Linked DNA regions of Homo sapiens: region 2 is linked to region 1. A link is an interaction called in ENCODE POLR2A ChIA-PET data of the cell type or tissue named here. Cell type or tissue: endothelial cell of umbilical vein. All regions are shown on one strand. Each heading gives the region's core, and the rest is flanking DNA. Links, peaks and the distances in the headings are about the cores only.

Region 1 (5,372 bases), core at 185-5,184:
TCACTTGAGCCCAGGAGTTTGAGGCTGCAGCGAGTGGTGATTGCACAACTGCACTCTGGCCTGGGTGACAGAGCAAGATCCTGTCTTTTTCTAAAAAAGTGAAAAATAAGAGAAACATAAAACACTAAGGCTAAGAGCTTAGAACCAGAGGTGTTGACAGGGGTAGACTGAGAGTTAATGGAGTGGTTGACGGGCCACTGGATACCACACGAAGCTGGGGCCCAGTGCCCATTTGTCAGAGGAGAACACTGAGGTGTAAGGAAGCTAATCCCCTCTGCCCAGGGGCCTCACAGTCTGGGAGGGGTGATGGGGACTTGGAATCTGAGACTGTCCTAGCACCAAAGGTCAAAGTTTAGAGGGTGGGGGGTGCCGAGCGCCCACTCACCCGTGTCCTTCCCTTGCAGCCCCTGCCCACACCCCCACACCTGCAGGCGGAGCCAGAGAACCACCAGTACCAGGTATGGAGCTGGGAGCTGGGAGGGGTGGTGGGGATCCCACGGATCCAGGAGCCCCGAAGCCGGGGTGGGGAGGGGTCAAGACAACTGAAACTGGGGGCTTTCCTCCCCTCGTCCCCCCAAGCCTCACGGTCTCTGCTCTCGAAGAAGCCCAAACCGCCTCCCTGAGAGACCCTGGCAAGTCCCTTTTCCTCCCAAGGCTGCAATTTCCTTCTTTGCAAAAGGGATCCAAAACCTTGAACTTGCACAGGAGGAACAAGGCCCAGAGAGGGACAGGGGATTGCCTGGGGCCACACAGCCAGTCAGGTCCCCAGTGAAACCCCACCGCAGAGCTCAGTCCCTCTCCATCCCCTCCTGTCAGCTGTCTGTCCCTGTAGTTCTGTCTCTCTCTCTCAGTGGCCTACATATGTCTGTATGTCTGTCTTCCCCTTTCTTGGACTCTCTCTCTCTCTCTCTCTCTCTCTCTCAGTTTCTCTTGCTGTGTCCTTTTTAATCTGTCTTTCTGTTTCCAGTTTGTTCATGCTGCCTTGTCTAAGATGCATCTCTTTACATGTCTTCGTTTCTCTGCATCTCTGTCTCTCTCTCTCTCCATTCTCTGTCTCTCCTGCCTCTTTGTCTCTGTCACTGTGTCCACCTCATTTCTTGGCTCTTCCAGGACCTCTTGTCTCTGCATCTCACTCTCTTTCCACCTTGCTCTTCCATTCTCTCTGCGGGTTTCTCTCCATCTCACGCTGTCTCTCATCCTCTGTCCCTCTCTGTCTCCCCAAGACTCTCCCCCTCCACCCAGTCATAATTCTGTTCTCTCTTCCCCCCAAGCAGGACCTGCTAAACCCCGACCCTGCCCCCTACTGCCAGCTGGTGCCAACTTCCTGATGGGTCCTGGGCCAGGCCAGCCAGGGAGAAGACAAGGCCCCAGCCCTCCTCTGGGAGCCTCACACCTGAGACCAGCAGGACAAGGCCATTGGGGGCTGTGGGGCCGATGAGGTGGACTCAGCCAAAGACTCAGCAGCACATGGGGCAGGTGTCCTGGCAGGGGGACAGGAGACTGTAACAGGCCCAGGTCCTTGTGCAGCCCGTGAATGCACGCCCGCCTTCGGTCTGTTCCTTCAAGCAAGCTGGCCTGGGCCATGTGCCTGTGAAAGGCAGGCTCTGGCCCCTTTCCATGCCAAAGTCCCCCAAGATCTGGATATCTGGGGACAAGATGGTGGCCTCAGGCCTGCCTCCCAGGCAGTTGGCTGGGCTCCCAACTGTCTGTCCTCAATGCCCTACCCCAACTCCACTAGTGACCCTCAGAGTCTTCTCCCCTTAGGACAAGGCAGACACCCCACCATGCGGGCCTCAGGTGGCAGAGAGGCCCAGCCTCACAGGCCTGTGGCCCCACACACCAGTCCCAGCAAGGTGACCACGGCTGCTGGACCCCTTCCCTGTTCAGGCAGGCCCAGCCCCTCTCAGAACCTGCTGCCAGCTGCTGGTCTTGGCCCCCACCCTGAATCTTACTGAGTCCCTCTGGGCAGCAGCTCCCTTCTCCACCCCACCCCAGCACCCGTCCCAAATGTGGCCTCAGCTTGTCCTCCCCTTCCCCAAACTATGCATTCATTCAGCAATAAATGAGCCTTTGCTGTATGCCAGACCCAGTTCTAGGCTCTTGCAGCCCTGGTAGAAAGCAAAACAAAAACTCCCGCTTTCCCAGAGGGTCACTTGGCAGGGGAAAGAATCAGGAAATAAAATAAATAATGAACATGCGTTGTCTGTCAGATGGGGATAAGTGTATTGGGGAAATGGAGGGGGGTCGAGAGTATTGGGGGACTGAGATTTTTAATTAGGGCACAGAGGTCCTCGCTGAGAAGGTGACAAATGAGCAAAGACTTGTAGGAGGGGAAGAAAGGAGCCATGTGGGGCTCTGGAGGAAGAGCATTCCAGACAGAGGGAATAGCCAGTGCAAAGGCCCTGGGGCAGAAGCATGCCTGGCATATTCAAGGAGCAGCAAGGGGGCTGGGCATGGTGGCTCACACCTATAATCCCAGCACTTTGGGAAGCCAAGGCAAGCAGATCATTTGAGGTCAGGGGTTCAAGACCAGCCTGGCCAACATGGTGAAACCCCTTCTCTATTAAAAATACAAAAATTAGCCGGGCATGGTGGTGGGCACCTGTAATCCCAGCAACTGGGGAGGCTGAGGCAGGAAAATCACTTGAACCCGGGAGGCGGAGTTTGCAGTGGGCCAAGATCGTGCCCCTGCACTCCAGCCTGGGTGACAGAGCAAGACTCCACCTCAAAAAAAAAAAAAAAAAAGGAGCAGCAAGGAGGCCAGTGTGGTGGAGAGGGTGGGGAAGGAGGAAAAGGTGGGTGGAAGTTGACGTCAGGAGATGGACGGAGGGGCACATGGCGCAGGGCCAGGTAAGGCACTGCCGAGACTGTGGCTTTGAGGGGCAGGGTGCTGTGAAAGGCGAATAACGGCCCCCCAGTGACGTCTACATCCTAATCCCCTGTGAATGTTACGTTATATGACAAAAGAATGCAGCCATGATTAAGTTCAGGATCGTGCTTTGGGGAGATTATCCTGGATTGCCCTGGCAGGCTCTTTATGTAATCACACAGATCCTTATAATCGAGAAGGACACAGGAAGCGTGAGTCAGAGGGGCTGTGACAACAAAGGAAGCAAAGCCCTTTGAAGACGGGAGAAGGAGCTGAAAGTCAAGCAGCACTTCAGAGTCAGAATGATTGAGTGTGAGAGAGTCCATGGGCCATCGTGAGTGTTGAAGACGGAAGGGGGCCTTGAGCTAAGGAATGCAAGAAACTTCTAGAAGCTGGAGGAGGGCCAAGCTCAGTGGCTCACGCCTGCAGTCCCAGCACTTTGGGAGGCCAAGGTGGGAGGATCGCTTGAGGCCAGGAGTTGGAGACCAGCCTGGGCAACATAGCAAGACCCCGTCTCTACAAAAAAAAAAAAAAAAAAAAACAGAACCGAGGGTGGTGGCTCATGCCTGGAATCCCAGCACTTTGGGAGGCCGAGACAGGGGGATCACCTGAGGTCAGGAGTTCAAGAATCAGCCTGGCCAAGATGGGGAAACCCCGTCTCTACCAAACATAGAAAAATTAGCCAGGCGTGGTGGCGGGTGCCTGTAATGCCAGCTACTGGAGAGGCAGAGGCAGGAGAATCGCTTGAACCCAGGAGGCGGAGGTTGCAGTGAGCCAAGGTTGCACCATTGCACTCCAGCCTGGGTGACAGAGCGAGACTCTGTCTTAAAAAAAAAAAAAAAATCAGAATTGAGGAAAGGCAAGAAAATGGATTTTCTTCCTACAACCTCCAGAAAGCAACACAGTCCCGCTGAAACCTTGGCTTTAGTGCAGTGAGACCCATTTTGGATTCTTGACCTCCAGAACTATAAGATAACAAACTTGTGTTGTTTTAAGCCACTAAATTTGTGGCAATTTTTTACAGGAAATGGGAAACTAATCTAGAGGATGAGGAAGAAATCACAGAAGGAGAAGTTGCGTCTCATGCTGACTCAGTATGCAAATACTCTCTGGGAGACTTCTCCATCCTCAGACCGCTCCAGACACCAAATGCCTGGGCCTTTGACCGCCTTGCTAAGAGGGTCAACCAAGCCAGCCAGGTAGCCAGGGCTCAGGGCTAGGAGTGTGAGGGGATTCCATCTTTTCTCTCTCTTTTTTTTTTTTTCTTTTTTGAGACTTTTCTTTTTTGAGTCTTGCTCTGTCGCCGAGGCTGGAGTGCAGTGGTGCGATCTCAGCTCACTACAACCTACGCCTCCCAGGCTCAAGCAATTCTCCTGCCTCAGCCTACCAAGTAGCTGAACTACAGGTGCACACCACCTCACCCGGCTACTTTTTTTTTTTTTTTTGTATTTTCAGTAGAGACAAGTTTCACCATGCTGGCCAGGCTGGTCTCAAACTCCTGGCTCTGCAGACAGGAGGACTGAAATCCATGGTGGCAGACGCCTATAATCCCAGAACTTTGGGAGACCAAGGCAGACGGATTACTTGAGGTAGGAGTTCAAGGCCAGCCTGGCCAACATGCTGAAATACAGTCTCTACTAAAAATACAAAAATTAGCCGGGAGTGGTGGTAGGTTGAGACAGGAGAATCGCTTGAATCCGGGAGGCAGAGGTTGCATTCAGCCGAGGTCATGCCACTGCACTCCAGCCTGGGCAACAGAGCAACACTCTAGAACAAAACATTGACAGAATTTGTTTCTGGTTTGGATACAGGGGATTGGAGAGAAGAGTGTGCCAATAATTGGTTTGTTCATCAATTCAATGAAGATTTATTGAGCATCTGTTGTGGACAGCCCTATTCTAGGTTCTGGGGAGACAGCCATGAATGAGACAGTGATGGCTGCTTTTGGAGAGCTGACCTTCTAGTGGGAGACAGGCCACAGAAAAACAAAGCACATGGAACATAATGTCAGGGATGACGATGCTGTGAAGGAATGGAGCAGGTGCTAAGAACCTACTGGAACGGGCATGCTTAAGAGGTGCTGGAGAGGGTCAACTCTTGGGTGACTGCTTCGAGCAATGGGAGGGTGGGGAGCAGGGGTGTTGTACACACTGCGACAGGGCCAGGTTTGCAAAAGAAATCAAGACATGGCCACACAAACACTTCTGTGTGACTGTTCACAGCAGCATTATTCACAATAGCCAAAAGGTAGAAATAACCCAAATGCCCATGAACAGACGAATGAGTTCTTTTGTTTATTTGTTTTGTTTTGTTTTTGTTTTTGAGACAGTCTTACTCTGCTGCCCAGACTGGAGTGCAATGGCGCAATCTTGGCTCACTGCAACCTCCACCTCCTGGGTTCAAGCCATTCTCCTTCCTCAGCCTCCGGAGTAGCTGGGACTACAGGCGCCCACCACCACGCTTGGCTAAGTTTTTGTATTTTTAGTAGAGATGGGGTTTCACT
Region 2 (5,372 bases), core at 286-5,285, 110 kb before region 1:
GGCTCCCACTAGTCAACTTCAGAATAATTTAAGCACCCAAATATTAAGTACAGTAACAAGTTATAAACCATCAGAAAATAGAAATTAATGAGTCCTTACTGATAATAGATAATAGGTAGATGATAGATAGATAATAGGTAGATGATGATAGATAGTTTTAATTTTTAAATGGGGAAGTATATTCTTTAAAAATGGCAACACCATTAAAGATAAAGAAAGGCTGTAGAGGCCAGGCATGGTGGCTCACGCCTGTAATCCCAGCACTTTGGGAGGCTGAGGCGGGAGGATCTCTTGAGGCCAGTAGATTGAAACCAACCTGGGAAATATAGCGAGACCACATGTCAATGAAAAATAAAATTTTGGCTGGGCACGGTGGCTCATGCCTGTAATCCCAACACTTTGGGAGGCTGAGGCAGGTGGATCACCTGAGGTCGGGAGTTCAAGACCGGCCTGGCCAATGTGGCAAAACCCCGTCTCTACTAAAACTACAAAAATTAGCTGGACATGGTGGTGGGCACCCGCAATCCCAGCTACTCAGGAGGCTTAGGCAGGAGAATCTCTTGAACCCAGGAGGCAGAGGTTGCAGTGAGCCAAGATAGCACCACTACACTCCAGCCTGGGTGACAGAGCGAGACTCCATCTCAAAAAAAAAAAATTATTTGAAAAAAGAAAACTTTTACAAATTAGATGAGTGTAGTGGTGCATGCCTGTGGTCCCAGCTACTCAGGAGGCTGAGGCAGGAGGATCTCTTGAGCTCAGAAGTTGGAGGCTGCAATGTGCTGTGATCGCACCACTGCACTCCAGCCCAGCTGACAGAGCAAGACCCTATCTCTAAATTTTAAAAAAAAATTAAAAAGATGAATTTTAAACAAGAAAGACTGTGGGAAAGTTTCAGATTAAAAGAGAGTAAAGAGGACACAAAATCCAGTATCTGACTAGAGACTGGATCCTGTACTGGATGGGGGAATAGGCTATAAAGGATTTTATTGTGCCAATTGACAAAGTTGGAATATGGATGATAGAGCACATAAAAGTATTTTATCCCTGGACATTTATGAAGGTGATAACTGTGGGTATGTAAGAGAATATCTCTGTTCTTAGGAAATACATACTGATGTATTTAGGGGTAAAGAGCCATGAAGTTTGTAATTTACTATCAAATGGAGGGAAGGAAGGAGAGAGGGAGGGGGAGACAGAAGGGGGAGAGAGAGCACAAATGATAAAGTAAATGAGAACAAATATTAACACTAGGTGAATCTGAATAAAGGGCATACGGGTGTTCTTTGTACTCTTTATTTTTGCAACTTTTTTAAATTTGAAATTATTTCCAAATAAACTGTTTCAAAATGTTATTATAGAAAAAACAAAGTAGCCCTCAGAAAATGTTTTTCCCCTAAACTCCCATCAACCACTTGGGAGTGCTCACTTCCCACACCCTTGGCAACATTGATTAGAATCACACTTGAAAAGTTTTAACAGGCTTATGAGTAAGGGACTGCCTTTATTACTAGTGAGATTGAACATCTTTTCATATCATGATTGACCTTTTATATTTCTTCCTCTGCAAACTGATTATCCAAATCTTTCTCCTGTTTTTTTCTATTGAAGTATTTTTTCTTATTGATTTGTAGAAACTCTTTATATATTGTATATATTATACAAGGATTTTATGTGATAATTACTTAAAAGGATTAGCACAGGGAAGGATACAGAATAATTACTCAGAAGAAGGATGATTTGAGCATTGTTACTTTAATAATGAGGTGGGGGTGGTAATATTTAAATACTTAAATGTAAATAACACTGTAACGTAGTACTCAAGAACATGGGCTTTAGGGTTAAGCAGAGACTGGGTTCAAATCCCAGCTCCATGGGTGCCACTGGCCATGTTGTTACGCTCCCTGAGCCTCAGCTCCCCTACTCATAAATCTTATCTAAAAGTTGTAATGAAGAGCCCATGACATTCTATCTGCAAAGGATATACAATACTTAGTACACAGAAAGCACTTTCTAAATGCTATTATTAATTTTGCTACCAGAGAGCCTCCCTGCTGCTTCCCAAGGGTAATCCTTACCAGAGACAAGTAGCATAGCATGATGGCAACTGTTTTCACCAGAAGAGATGAGATGCAGGGTGTAGATGCCATTGTCAGATGCACGCACATCAATAATGATCAGGGAGCCATCAGCTCTGCCTGTTTCCCTGCCAGTGTGGGCTGGTCCTAGGGTGTAGCCATGGCTGAAGAAGTTAAAATTGAGGATCCGGGTAACCTGATTGGTGGTTGCTCCTCGGAGCCAATTGTAGGAGATGAGATTCTGAGGGATCCCCTGGACAGACAGGGTGACGTTGCCCCCTCGACGGCCCAGGGAGGGATGGATGTGATCGTCAGCTGAGCAGACACCTGCTTCTTGCAGAGGCTCAGGAAGAAGGCAAAGGGAGGAAGCAAAGAGCACTATCACAGAGGCCACTTAGCAGCATTCGACAGTAGACTCAGCCACTGCTAGAGTCTCACTCATCGGAGTTAAACTGTGGGAGTGGGAAGAGCATGTGCAAAGGCCCTGAGGCAGGAGGAAGATCATTGTTTTTGAGGGAAAAGCAGGGAAGCCAGTGTGGTTGGAGTTGAGTAAGTGAAAATGAAAGAGGTAAGAGATAAAGTCAGAGAGGTAAGAGAGACAGATCACACTTACAACTGGCATTGACATTTTTGGCAAGACAATTATTCATCTTGTGGATCCGTCCTGTGCATTGCAAGGAGTTTTTAACACCACTTGCTCTCCCTACTACAACAGCAGCAGCTCCTTCCAGGCATTGAGACAACCAGAGAACATTCCCACACATTGTCAAATACCCGCTAGGGGGCAGTATTAGCTCTGGTTTGGAACATCATGCAGGCTCTTGCAGATAATTATACGAGTTTTTTTGTTTTTGTTTTAGTTTTTGTTTTTGTTTTTTTGCCACAGAGTCTCGCTCTGTCACTCAGGCTGGAGTGTGCCAGCTTGATCATGGTTTACTGCAACCTCCGCCTCCCGGGTTCAAGTGATTGTCGTGCCTCAGCCTCCCGAGTAGCTGGGACCACAGGCATGCGCCACCATGCCCAGCTAATGTTTATATTTTTTTTGTAGAGTCAGGGTTTTGCCACGTTGACCAGACTGGTCTTGAACTCCTGGGCTCAAGTGATCCTTGTGCCTTGGCTTCCCAAAGTGCTGGGATTATAGGCATGAGCCACCGCACCAGCCTGTAAGGACTTTTCGTTGTATTCTGAGGGAGTCAGAGAACCACTGGAGAGTTTTGAGTTAAAGATTAACACGATGTACCTTATATTCTGATCATTCTGGCTGCAGATTGCATTGATTTTGGAGCTCAAGGGTAGAGTTGCAACATTGCTCAGCTCCACGAAGTGAGCTGCCATTCACATTGTAGTTAATGCAAATGCTACTTCCAGCAACTGTGCAGTGCACAACCCATACAGCTATATGTGGTGACCCCAGGCAAGGCAGAAGCAGGAGACACCATTTAGGAGGTGACTGCAACAATCCAGGTGAGAGATATCAGTGGGGAAGAAAATCAGAAATTATGATCCGTAACTGTTACCTGCAAGACAGAGCCATGTCCAAAGCCCACCACCTCTGCAGGGACCTTCCAAGGGGCCAGCCCTGTTTCTTTGATGCCTCACCAGTCTAGCTGTCCTTCTGCCTCCTCCCAGCTGGAGGCCAGGCCTAGGGGAAGTTCAATAGTGTCTGAAAAGCCCCGCCCTCTATAGGGTCTTTGGTTTTACCTCCTCTCAGAAGACAGCCCATCAGTACTGCTCCCTGGATCCCACTCCCATTCACCCCAGATTCCACACTGAGAGTTTGGGGCAGGGTCCACTGGCACCAGTTTGGGTCTTACCAATTCTACAGATTCCTCCAGGCTCTGCCATCACAGAAGGTCCAGCCCCAGTGCTGCTTTGGCCAGAAAGAATGCTTGGCACTGCATTTGCTGACAAGGAGTGTGGCCTGTGTTTATCCCAGAGGTGGGTGAGGCAGCCTCTGCTGGTTCCAGAGGTCCCCTCTGCCACCTGAGGCGCCAGCCATGCAGTGCTGGTCCTAGGTGGGGTTACAGAGGTATTGACACCAGCCTGGTCTCTGGGTTAATTTTTGTTAAGGGCCTGCGACCCAGTGTGGAGGGGTTGATATTGCGCAGCCTTGAAGGACGTGGACATGAGCTTATCAGAACAAGTGATAGCAAGATAAAAGATCAAAGTAGGCTCTTTGCCTCAGATTCTGCATGGCAGCAATTTCCACCAGCAGGGTCCAAAGACCCAAAATGAACAAGGAAAGCAACCTCCTGAAGGGACACTTGGTAATCACCTTGATCTTTGGTTTTCAAAGTCTGCAGTCCACTTGGAAAGCAAGGTACAGGGGCAGAGAGAGTTGACAAATATGTACTGCTTGATGAATATGGAAGAAACAAAGAAAACAGAAGTTTGAAAACCACCGACCTAGAATTTTTAAATGACGACACCCAGTGCTAGCGATCTCTGGAGAACAGTTTTGCAAGATGCATCCAAAAACATACACATGTACACTCTCTTTGACCCCACCGTTCCTCTTACATTTATCTTAAGATAATCATTATAGATATGTGAACATATTTACTTCTGGGATAATCATGACAGCATTGTTTATAGCAGGAAATAAAGTGGAAACAACATATATTCTGTCTGCAGAGAAACAGAAGCAATCTATTCTCTCTCTCTGTGTGTATATATACGTGTGTGTGTGTGTGTGTGTGTGTGTGTAAAATACAACAACAAAACTGTTCACCAATGATCAGGTGCTGTCCTGTTACATGGTGAACGCATTTTATCTTTCCCACAGTCCTAGAAGTTAGATACAACTATCATCATCTCCATTTATCATATGGAGAAGTTGAGACACAGAATCACTGGCCCAAAGTCACATGGATGATAAGAGGCAGAACCAGGATTTGAACCTTTGCAGGCTGGATCCACTGTTCATGGTCCTTCCCATTCCACTGTTTTACCTCTCAAATTTGGAAACATTATTCTACCTGCCAGTTGTTCAGCAGTTACTATCGCCAGGCATACACTGAATTATCTCAGTTAATTCTCACTCCATGAAGCAGGATCTCTTGCTGTCCCCATTTTATAGATAGAAAAACTGACGCTCAGAGAAGAAGAGTCATTTGTTCAAGTCATACAGTTAGTAAATGACAGAGCCAGTTACGCTGCAAGTTACCCAGATTTCAAGGATAAGCGGTATGTAGTAAAAATACATCATGCTATGAGAATTAGAGATGTTCTTCTGAAGATCTGATGTTTCATCTGTGATCTAAAGGATGGGTCAGAATTAAGTAGACAAAGACAGTG

What was found. ChIA-PET counts read pairs that join two places held together with the same protein. Peaks named below come from ENCODE experiments on the same cell type or tissue, not always from the same donor. Only the 100,000 strongest peaks of a DNase experiment are listed, where the experiment ranks them.
Region 2: POLR2A ChIA-PET joins it to region 1 with 11 read pairs; 5 of 35 experiments call an interaction of 5 or more read pairs at or near these places.

What each region holds. Positions count from the first base shown.
Region 1 is chr19:44,682,163-44,687,534 of GRCh38, forward strand. CEACAM19 (CEA cell adhesion molecule 19) reads left to right here. Exons shown (of 8, transcript NM_001127893.3): 7 at 405-458; 8 at 1,275-2,193. The coding sequence ends at 1,328. LOC107985306 (a long non-coding RNA gene) reads left to right here and starts at 2,876. Exons shown (of 3, transcript XR_007067268.1): 1 at 2,876-4,068; 2 at 4,681-5,372. RefSeq lists an enhancer at 2,935-3,229. In endothelial cell of umbilical vein, for the core only: no CTCF peak of the experiment used is centred there; DNase peaks (open chromatin) are centred at 3,089 and 3,909; H3K27ac peaks cover 2,340 bases.
Region 2 is chr19:44,568,210-44,573,581 of GRCh38, forward strand. No RefSeq gene overlaps it. Among named protein-coding and RNA genes, the nearest start is that of CEACAM20, 41 kb to the left of the region's middle. In endothelial cell of umbilical vein, for the core only: a CTCF peak has its summit at 2,841 (motif pointing right); a DNase peak (open chromatin) is centred at 2,872.